2 separate regions of the Homo sapiens genome follow, and region 1 is linked to region 2. A link is an interaction called in ENCODE POLR2A ChIA-PET data of the cell type or tissue named here. Cell type or tissue: A673. All regions are shown on one strand. Region 1 overlaps CDC42BPB (CDC42 binding protein kinase beta). Region 2 overlaps CDC42BPB (CDC42 binding protein kinase beta).

Region 1 (5,000 bases), 76 kb before region 2:
GGCAGAGGTTGCAGTGAGCCGAGATTGTGCCACTGCACTCCAGGCTGGGCGACAGAGCAAGACTCTGCCTCAAAAAAAAAAAAAAAAAAAAAAAAAAAAAAAAAAAAAAAAAAAAAAAAAAAAAAAAGCCCCACAACCACATGGGGGCAGCGTGCTTACAGGAGGACGCTCCGTAATGTCAGCCTCTGCCCAGTGTCACCTGCACAGCCGCAAAGCTGAATGAAGCATTTGGGCACTCAATCTAGTTACTTAAACATAAGCAAAATCAAAAAGAACACATATGACACAAAGTGCTGAAGGTGAAGTCACAGTGAAGAACTGTATAAAAACAATCGCTGGACAGCCTGCCCTTCAATGCAGACTGATGTGCGGATACTGGCTGTCACTCTGCACTCACCACGCTGATGACCCTGACCTCCCTGCAGCCAATCTGGTCAACTATCTGGCAGTTCAGTCACTGTCACACCTGCTGGTCTGAGATGGAAGTGACAAGACCCTGAGCAAGCTGGCAGGGCAGCTCCCACACGTGAAGGGGAGGCCTCCCCAGGCCTCTCTGGGCCCGCTGGGAGGTACTATGACCCTGTCAAGCAATGAGATGCCATGTGCCCCACACTGCACTTCTAGACAAATCACTCACGTGGATGACCCACAGATTATCTTAAGAAACAATCTGGGTTTGATACCTGGCACATTTTAGAGAACAGATCACAAACTACAGGTTCAAGAATAACATGTATCAATGAATGTATTTTAGAAAACACGCATATAATTGTGTTAGTAACATGCTGACACCTGAGCATAAAAGTTTCCCATATATTACTAAAAATGAAATTTATAAACGAATTATGGGGGGAAATCACCCAGATTTTAACACAGGGTCTCTGCTGCAGTTCCCTGTCATTACTAAGGGTCCCCTTCTAAGAGCAGAGGCCTGGTGGAGAGAAGGGGAGGGCCTGGCTCGGGACGCAGCGTGTGTTGCCACAGCCACCATGCCCTATGCACAGCCACCATGCCCTGTGGACGGCCACCATGCCCTGTGCACGGCCACCATGCCCTATCGACATCTTTCCTCGCTTTAGAATGCAGTGGGGTGCTGCTTTCTCTGTGGGTCTGAAGTGGAGACTGGAGAGGCTGATTGCGAGGTGGATAACCGCTGGGGGCAAGGGGGTGGAAGGCACCTGCCACTGGGAGCCAAGCTCTGCCAGCCGACGCGGGGGCTGTGCAGCAGGCAGGCGTGGCAGGGGCCCCGGGGCCAGGCTTGGCCCTGGCGTCCTGCATGCAGCAGGGACAGCCCATGGGCAGGAGTCCCAAGAGGTCTTCCATCATCGGCATGAACGTGACCTTACAGAATTCTGCAAAGTCCCGTAAGCCTTTCTCACCCCAAACTGAGCCACCTACCTTGTGCAGCTCCTCCTTCTCCTGCCGGACCACGCGGTGCTGCTTCTCCAGCCCCCGCAGCCGCTGCGTGGAGTCCTCACGCTCTTGGCGAAGCGCCACTGTGTCCTCAAGCTGTCGCTCGAGCCTGTTTGAATCTGGACAAAAGAGGAAATAAACTCTGTTCCTTTATGTGCAATGACTATATGTAAACTTTATGTTAGCTGACTTACTGACAGGAAATTATTTAATAATTCACAACACTTTTTCATTCAGAGGTTTTTTTACTTACACACACACACACACACACACACACACACACACACACAGTGTCATAGGCACAGCTACCTGCATGCCTGTGCTGAACAGGCTCCCTAGACTTTACTCTGATCTGACAGCGATCTCCCCTGAGCACTGGGAGCCCTTGGGTGGCGCACACACTCGTCTGCTCAGTCCCTCTAACCTGTGTCACCCAGCACAGTGCCTGGCCCTTGTCCTTTCTCAGCGTGCAAGAAAAGTTTTAGTTAGTAAGTGACTCAATCAAAGAAGTCTGTTTTTGGATCAGGACAGTGGGGTTCCTGATAGGAAATGCAGAGAAGGTGAGATTCAAAGTGTGCTTTGGAGGTGAAGGTCAACTGCAGAGCCAACCTGTGTGAGGTTAAGGCTTAAAAGTGATTGGAGCCAGGCCAGGCGCAGCGGCTCACGCCTGTAATCCCAGCACTTCGGGAGGCCAAGGCAGGCGGATCACGAGGTCAGGAGATCGAGACCATCCTGGCTAACACAGTGAAATCCTGTCTCTATTTTGTAAAAATACAAAAAATTAGCCAGGCGTGGTGGGGGGCTACTTGGGAGGCTGAGACAGGAGAATGGCGTGAACCCAGGAGGCGGAGCTTGCAGTGAGCCGAGATCATGCCACTGCACTCCAGCCTGGGTGACAGAGTGAGACTCCGTCTCAAAAAACAAAAAAACAAAAAAACAAAAACTGATTGGAGCTTTTAGGGAACTTTGATAACCTAGGAACCGCCAAAAGAAAGTGGTGACAGCAGGTCTAGCACCTACAACACCAAGGAGCAGGCAGAGTCACTGATTAAGCTTTAGGAGGAAAGCAGCTCTAGGAACTGTCTGAAAGCCACAAAAAGGAAAACTGTAACAGAGAAGCAGAAAATAGCCAGAGAACGTACAGATAAAATATCAGGAACTGATTCTAGCTGGTGACTATAAAATAATATCATTAGAACTAAGCCAATTGGGGCTGGGCGCAGTGGCTCATGCTTGTAATTCCAGCACTTTGGGAAGCCAAGGCAGGCAGATCACCTGAGGTCAGGAGTTCGAGACCAGCCTGGCCAACATGGTGAAACCCTGTCTCTACTAAAAATACAAAATTAGCCGGGTGTGGTGGCACATGCCTGTAATCCCAGCTACTTGGGAGGCTGAGGCAAGAGAATCGCTTGAACCCAGGAGGTGGAGGTTTCAGTGAGCTGAGATCGCACCACTGCACTCCAGCCTGGGTGACAAAAGTGAAACTCCGTCTAAAAAAAAACAACTGACCAAAATTTGAGAACTCTAAATAAGCTTGCTAAAGCCTAAGCTTTTTTTCTGCTTTCCCACTTTATGAAAAGGACTCTGAAATTCCCTTTTAAGACAGTAATGACCAAAAATAGAGACTAAGAAGTCACACTTTTAAACACATACCTGCTATTTTATTCTTCAAGCGTTCGATTTCTTCATTTAGCTTTTTGATTTCTTTATCTCGGTTTGAATTGCTGAGGGCCCGAGATGAGCCGTGGAGGGACTGCACGGTCTGGGTGGACTCTGAGGGATGGAGAGACAGCGTGAGGTGCAGCCTGGCCGCAGCGCCCCCGCCTGGCCCCGGAGCCGGCGCTGCCCTCACCTTGCAGCTTCCTGCTCAGCTCCAGCTTCTCCTGTTCCAGCCTCCGAATCCTCCTCTCGTAAGCTTCCATCTGCAGGCTGTGCTCCAGGTCCCGCTGCACATCCTCATCTTTGGTTAATGTGTTGGACTGCATTATGCTCTTCAGAGAGCCTCGATCAGAAAAACAGCTGGGAAACCAAGCAACAGGTTTTTTTGATCTACTGAAAATTTAGCGATTTCATTAGCATTTTCAATCTTCCTGAGGTGAAAGATAGTCTTTTTAAATCAGCAAACAAAAACACCTGAGATAAGACTTTATGGTTTATGGAACCAAAGTTAGACAAGTGACCAGATGGTCAAGGAGACACTGACAAGGGCCCTCCCCATCGCTGGTCAAAGAAAGCGCCTCTGCAAAGGAGGGGAAATGGCATTTCTAAATCATCCCCCACACTTAACTATAAATGCAAAACCAGAAGGCATGGATCCTGCGTAAAGCAAGGCTTAGGGGGCAGCCCCAGCTCGTCTGCAGGTCAGCGGTACGCATGGACCACTGAAAGCTTCCTGGTTTGGCCACCAACTGGCCAAGCAATCCAGGACAGCTCTTTCAACTCTTCTTCCCCTGCAGGCTAAGCCACCAATTCTAGCACTGACCAGCACACTAAGCCCCTTACCAAGGACCAGACCACTCGATGACGCACACAGCCGAGGCACAGGCTGAAGCCCAGGATGGCTCTCATTTAATAGCTTAATTCTTGGGCTGCTTTAGGAGTTACTTAGTTCTGCTTAGCTCTTTATGTGACAATGAAGTCAGGGAAATTTTGAGCTCCTACGCAGAGTTCCATAAAGGCACCCAGCCCCCTTTAGAGAAGACCTGGTCAGTGTTTCTCCACAGGTGGTCTGAGGGTGCTGGGCTGCTCCAGCCCTGCGGGATCTGTCAAGAGGAGAGCTCTAGGCCTATCTGGCCAAACTACAGCCATGGGCTTGGGACCTGCAAGTGTGACAAGCATTTGGTGAGCTGGCATGTATTAGAAAGATCAAGAACCTCTGCACTGGGGGCTGGTAAATCAATATGCCCACCCAGAAAGCCTCCTGTGGGCTGGAAGACAGCAGCTGCCACTTTGGCTTATGGGCTGTTTAACCCTGGCCTCTCACACCAAAAGAGATTTCTTCCAAGCTCGAGCAGAAGTATGGGGATATCAGCCGGGCGCGGTGGCTCACGCCTGTAATCCTGACACTTTGGGAGGCCGAGGCGGGGAGATCACGAGGTCAGGAGATCGAGACCATCTGGCCAATATGGTGAAACCCTCTCTCTACTAAAATAAAAAAAATTAGTCGGGCGTGGTGGCGGGCGCCTGTAGTCCCAGCTACTCAGGAGGCTGCGGCAGGGGAATCGCTTGAACCCGGGAGGCAGAAGTTGCAGTAAGCTGAGATCGTGCCTCTGCACTCCAGCCTGGGCGACAGAGCGAGACTCCGTCTCCAAAAAAAAAAAAAAAAAAAAAAGAAGCATGGGGATATCTCCCTCCCAAGACATTTTCAACTGTGGTTCCAGCTGCCAGAGGACGCCAGGAATCAGATTCTGTGGCACAGTGGGAGCTTCCATTGTCTCATTTCACCTCTCTTTCTTCCTAACCCCTCTCCTCTTGGCCCCAGTTTCCTTTTAAAATCGAGGTGGACCATCTCAGGCGACACAACTTTGCAAAGAGGCCCATTTGGGACAGGGGCCCACAACACACAATCCTTACAAAAGCCAGCAGAG
Region 2 (5,000 bases):
GCAGTGAGCCAAGATCATGCCACTGCACTCCAGCCTGGGCAACAGAATGAGCCTCCATCTCCAAAAAAAAAAAAATTTACTCCATGGGATTATTATAAGAAAAGAAAATAAAGAAAATTCACTCCAATAACACAAAACTATTTCCCTTAGTAAACTGTATCTTACATGGCTTAGCTGTGAAGACAGTTACCTAACAATAAGAATGCAGACACTGAATTACCAATTTAAACAAAATTATATAAACATATTTGGAACACAGAAAAAGAGCAAGGGGTGAATGTGTTTCAGGCAGTGGAGGGACAATGTAGAACAGTTCTAAGGCCTCTTCTACAGCAGAAGTCAGCAATGTCTAAAATGGTAAAATCAGAAATTAGCAGTACCAGCATGCTACACAGAAATATGAAATTTAAGGCAGGCATTGCTAAGCACCCACCAATATCCAAGGATCTTCTATAGTAACATCCCACCCCCGGCCTGCTTGGCTGAAGGAGGGTGGGATGGCCACCGTCTCAGATGGTGGCCTGAGGGTGGGAAAAGGCCACAGCCCCGGAGGCCTCTTGGAGCAAGGCTGTCCAACTAGCACTGACTGCTGACACGTCAACTTCACGTGAGAGAAATCAACCTGATTTTATTTAAGTCACTGTCACTTTGTTCTCCATTACTGGCAGCTAAATGTGATCCTAACTAAAATGATAAGTAGAAACAGAGCAGTTAAAAGTGGTAGTCTGTGGGAAGTTGGAGCGCGGAGCAAGCGACTGGTAGAGGGACTGCTGTCTTGCACTACAACCCAGTAGTACCGCTTAGTTTCCAAAACTAAGTAAATGCATTACATTGATAAAAGTTAAATGATGTTAAAAGAAAATCACCCCATGGGGCATGGTGGGAAGTGCTGTTAACCTTAACTTTTTTTATTTATTTGAGACAAAATTTTGCTCTTGTTGCCCACGCTGGAGAGCAATGGCACAATCTCGGCTCACTGCAACCTCCGCCTCCCGGGTTTAAGTGATTCTCCTGCCTCAGCCTCCTGAGTAGCTGGGATTACAGGCGTGCGCCACCAGCCCGGCTAATTTTTGTATTTTTAGTAGAGACGGGGTTTCACCATGTTGGCCAGGCTGGTCTTGAACTACTGACCTTGTGATCCACCCGTCTCGGCCTCCCAAAGTGCTGGGATTACAGGCATGAGCCAACACACCCGGCCATAACCTTAACTTCTAAAGCTAAGATTAGATGCGTCTTTTGGGGTCAATTTCAAATTCTAATACTGAATTGTGGATATCAGACTTTTTATTTTAAAGGCAACAGAATATGAAGGCATTGTAGTTTTGGAAAGGCAGAGTGATGAAGAGAGTTTGAGACTGATCTGGCAGAGGTATTTAAAACTTCAAGTGGGAAAGGCATTCATTTAGGCCTGAGGACCTGAGAGCTTTACCTAGGTCCCTGACAATGAGAATAGAAAGAAAAGGCTAAAATAAAATAAAGATATTTCAAAGCAGGCACCTGCAAGGAGGCCTGAGGCTGACCGCAGTCCTGTGAAGGACAGAAATGCTGGTTAGAGGGCTGTTTGCCCAGAAACGGTTAGGGAAAATGCTCAGAACCTGGTTTACCCAACCTGAGTGGGGAGTGGGCTGGAGGGCAGGTTAACATGACCTCCCCAAATTCCTAACATAGCGGAGCGCAGTGGCTCACACTTATAATCCCAACATTTGGGAGGCCAAGGTAGGAGGATTACTTGAGCCTGAGTTCAATTCCACCCTGGGCAACACAGCAAGACCTCGTTTCCACAAAAAATAAAAAATTAGCCAGGTGTAGCGGTGTATGCCTATTGTCCCAGCTATTCAGGAGGCTGAGGCTGGAGGACTGCCTGAGCCTGGGAAGTCAAGGCTGCAGTGAGACATGACAGAGCCACTACACTCCAGCCTGGGTAACAGAGCAAGACCCTGTCTTGGGGGGAAAAAAAAAAATTCTTAACAGTTTTCCAACCTATGACTCTGCAATTTTGGAGGTCAGGGAAATCATCACCTAAATTAACACTGGGAATCACCTTACAATAGGTCCCAAATGTTCTCCAAAGACTCTCCAATCCAAGGACCGAATTTGAATGAAATTATATCATTCCATTCAAATTTATGTTTGAATTTCTAATTCCTAAGAAAAACAAAAATCCAAAGAAGTTCTCTATTACACATCGATTTTTTGCAGTTTTAATCAAAAAACAATTTTGTTGCCACTGTTACCTACCAATCAATAAAACTAACCAAAAACCTAACCCCCAACACAGATTGTTTAAAATCAAACTGAAACTTGACCTTTATCTCCCAGTTAGTGGCTAGTGTATTTGGGGCGGGGGGGCGGGAGATTACTACACGCAGTTCACATTGCCAAAACACTTCTGATTTTAGATTTAAGGAGAGGGTGTTTCCTCTCATCCATTCTCATTAGCAAGAGAGGCTTTCTGTGAGCTTCTCACACAAATTTAAGGTAACCATAACATACCGTCATCCCATAACACTAAGAATCTAAGAAAAAAACAAACGTGGTCAAGGACTAATAGGTATTATGTTATGGGTTTTGGGATGAGATTACATGGTAACATTGTTTTTAGTCTCTTCCAGCTAAAAAAAAAAAAAAAAAAGCTTTGTCTCTTTTCAGAGAAAAGCATTTGACAGTTTCACTGTATTTAATATAGTTTGGAATTAACAGTCCTGTGTGCCTGCCTGTTTATCCAGTATCACTAATGTCAGCGCAACCAGGAGACATCTAAGGGCACCTGGCTTGCGACAAGAGGCAGGGCGGAGGCAAGCAGAGGAGCTCTCTGTCAACCCTGCAGTGTTGTGAGTTCTGTAATTTACATGCATTTGAGTATTTTGCCTGAAGGGCAATTCACTGCACATTTTAAACTTTTTCAGGTAGCTCACACAGTGGTATCCTGAAGTGAGAACTATTTCTTCAAATCCAATTTTATTTCTTTGAAGTCTAGATTTAAGAGAGACACTGCTGCTCACTGTGAAGCCCAACTGTCATGGAAGGAAGAGGTTTTTTGTTTTTTTTTTGGAGACAGGGTCTTGCTCTGTTGCCCAGGCTGGTGTGCAGTGGCGCAATCTCAGCTCACCGCAACCTCTGCCTCCTGGGTTCATGAGATCCTCCTGCCTCAGCCTCCCAAGTAGGTGGGACTATGCGTGCCACCACACCCGGCTAATTTTTGTATTTTTAGTACAGACGGGTTTTCACCTTGTTGGCCAGGCTGGTCTCAAACTCCTGATCCACTCACCTTGGCCTCCCAAAGTGCTGGGATTACAGGTGTGAGCCACCACACCCGGCCTGAAGTTTTAAGACAGAAAAGGTAGGGCTGGGTTGTTAATGTTTAATGGTTTCAGCTGTCCTATCTCATGCTATTATAGTCAGTATCAAACAGCTACCATAGAATCTACATGATCTAAATTAGGTTAAACTAATTTTTATCATGCAATCCTAACATTTCCCTATAATTCAGATCTTACTCAAAAGATCTATTTCTTAAGTCTGTTATTTTTAAAAAGTGTTCCCATGTTATGCAAATATTCTATCCAGAGAAATCATTAAGATAAAAATGTATTTGAGCCGGGCACAGTGGCTCACGCCTGTAATCCCAGCACTTTTTATTATGAGATGTTTAGCACCGTGTCAGTTAAGCCTTACTTATTAAATTCGGTGGCATCATCCCACTCACACCTTGGGCTGGCCATTCCCACACTAACAGCTATGGGCATTCACATCCATGGAGGAGGACCGTGAGAAGATACTATCACACTCATGGTGAGAAAAGCCACAAATGAGGAACCACCCAGAAGACTAGGAGGATTAATTCTATTCATGAAGAGGAAGCACATCTCGAGAGAAGATGCCCGGACTGGGGACTGGAAACCCACGGTCCGCCTCTGTGACACCAGCATCAAGCCTGAGGCCTCCCTCCTGGTCTGACGGCCACACAGCAGCCAGGGCAGAGGACCACTGTGGCCTGTCCAATGCCCATAGGCTAGGATTTCAAACATCAGCTCCATCCAAACGCAACATTAGCTGTTACAAATAAGCTGTGGGAAAAATATTTAACACATAAGACAGTATTTGTATATGACAAAGATGAAAGACAACAAATTCATCTCACTGGGTTGTCCGTATTTGTTGCTATTTACTTTTGGAAACTGTAAAGTGTTTCATATGTTCTGCTTCAAATGGTATCAAGATATTTTCAAAATAGCTTAAAGAAATATACATGCAAGGCCAGGCGTGGTGGCTCACGCCTGTAATCCCAGCACTTTGAGAGGCCGAGGAGGGTGGATCACGAGGTCAGGACTTTAAGACCAGCCTGGCCAAGATGGTGAAACCCCGTCTTTACTAAAAATACAAAAATTAGCCAGGCGTGGTGGCAGGCACCTATAATCCCAGCTACTCGGGAGACTGAGGCAGAGAATTGCTTGAACCCGGGAGGCGGAGGTTGCAGTGAGCCAAGATCGCACCACTGCACTTCAGCCTGGGCAACAGAGTGAGACTCCGTCTCAAAAAAAAAAGAAAAGAAAAGAAAAGAATACACACGCAAAGCTGGGCATTAAGGTTCAAGATTTCATAGAGGAAACCAATCAAGCTATAGGAAAATTAAAGACAAAAACCTACAATGAAAGTTGAAATGACTCGGCCAGGCACGGTGGCTCACACCTGTAATCCAAGAACTTTGGGAGGCCAAGGGGGGCAGATCACGAGGTCTGGAGATCGAGACCATCCTGGCTAACACGGTGAAACCCCGTCTCTACTAAAAATACAAAAAAATTAGCCAGGCGTGATGGCGGGCGCCTGTAGTCCCAGCTACTCAGGAGGCTGAGGCAGGAGAACAACGTGAACCCGGGAGGCAGAGCTTGCAGTGAGCCGAGATCCCGCCACTGCACTCCAGCCTGGGCGACAGAGTGAGACTCCGTCTCAAAAAAAAAAAAAAAAGTTGAAATGACTCTTGTCCCATGCGACCACTGTGG

What was found. ChIA-PET counts read pairs that join two places held together with the same protein. Peaks named below come from ENCODE experiments on the same cell type or tissue, not always from the same donor. Only the 100,000 strongest peaks of a DNase experiment are listed, where the experiment ranks them.
Region 1: POLR2A ChIA-PET joins it to region 2 with 5 read pairs; 8 of 35 experiments call an interaction of 5 or more read pairs at or near these places.

Annotation. Positions count from the first base shown.
Region 1 is chr14:102,972,618-102,977,617 of GRCh38, forward strand. It overlaps CDC42BPB (CDC42 binding protein kinase beta), which reads right to left. Exons shown (of 37, transcript NM_006035.4): 10 at 3,266-3,432; 11 at 3,067-3,186; 12 at 1,399-1,532. Among named protein-coding and RNA genes, the nearest start is that of AMN, 52 kb to the left of the region's middle. In A673, a CTCF peak has its summit at 169 (motif pointing right); a DNase peak (open chromatin) is centred at 164; H3K27ac peaks cover 268 bases.
Region 2 is chr14:103,048,813-103,053,812 of GRCh38, forward strand. All of the region lies in intron 1 of CDC42BPB (CDC42 binding protein kinase beta), which reads right to left. Among named protein-coding and RNA genes, the nearest start is that of CDC42BPB, 6.2 kb to the right of the region's middle. In A673, no CTCF peak of the experiment used is centred here; no DNase peak of the experiment used is centred here; H3K27ac peaks cover 476 bases.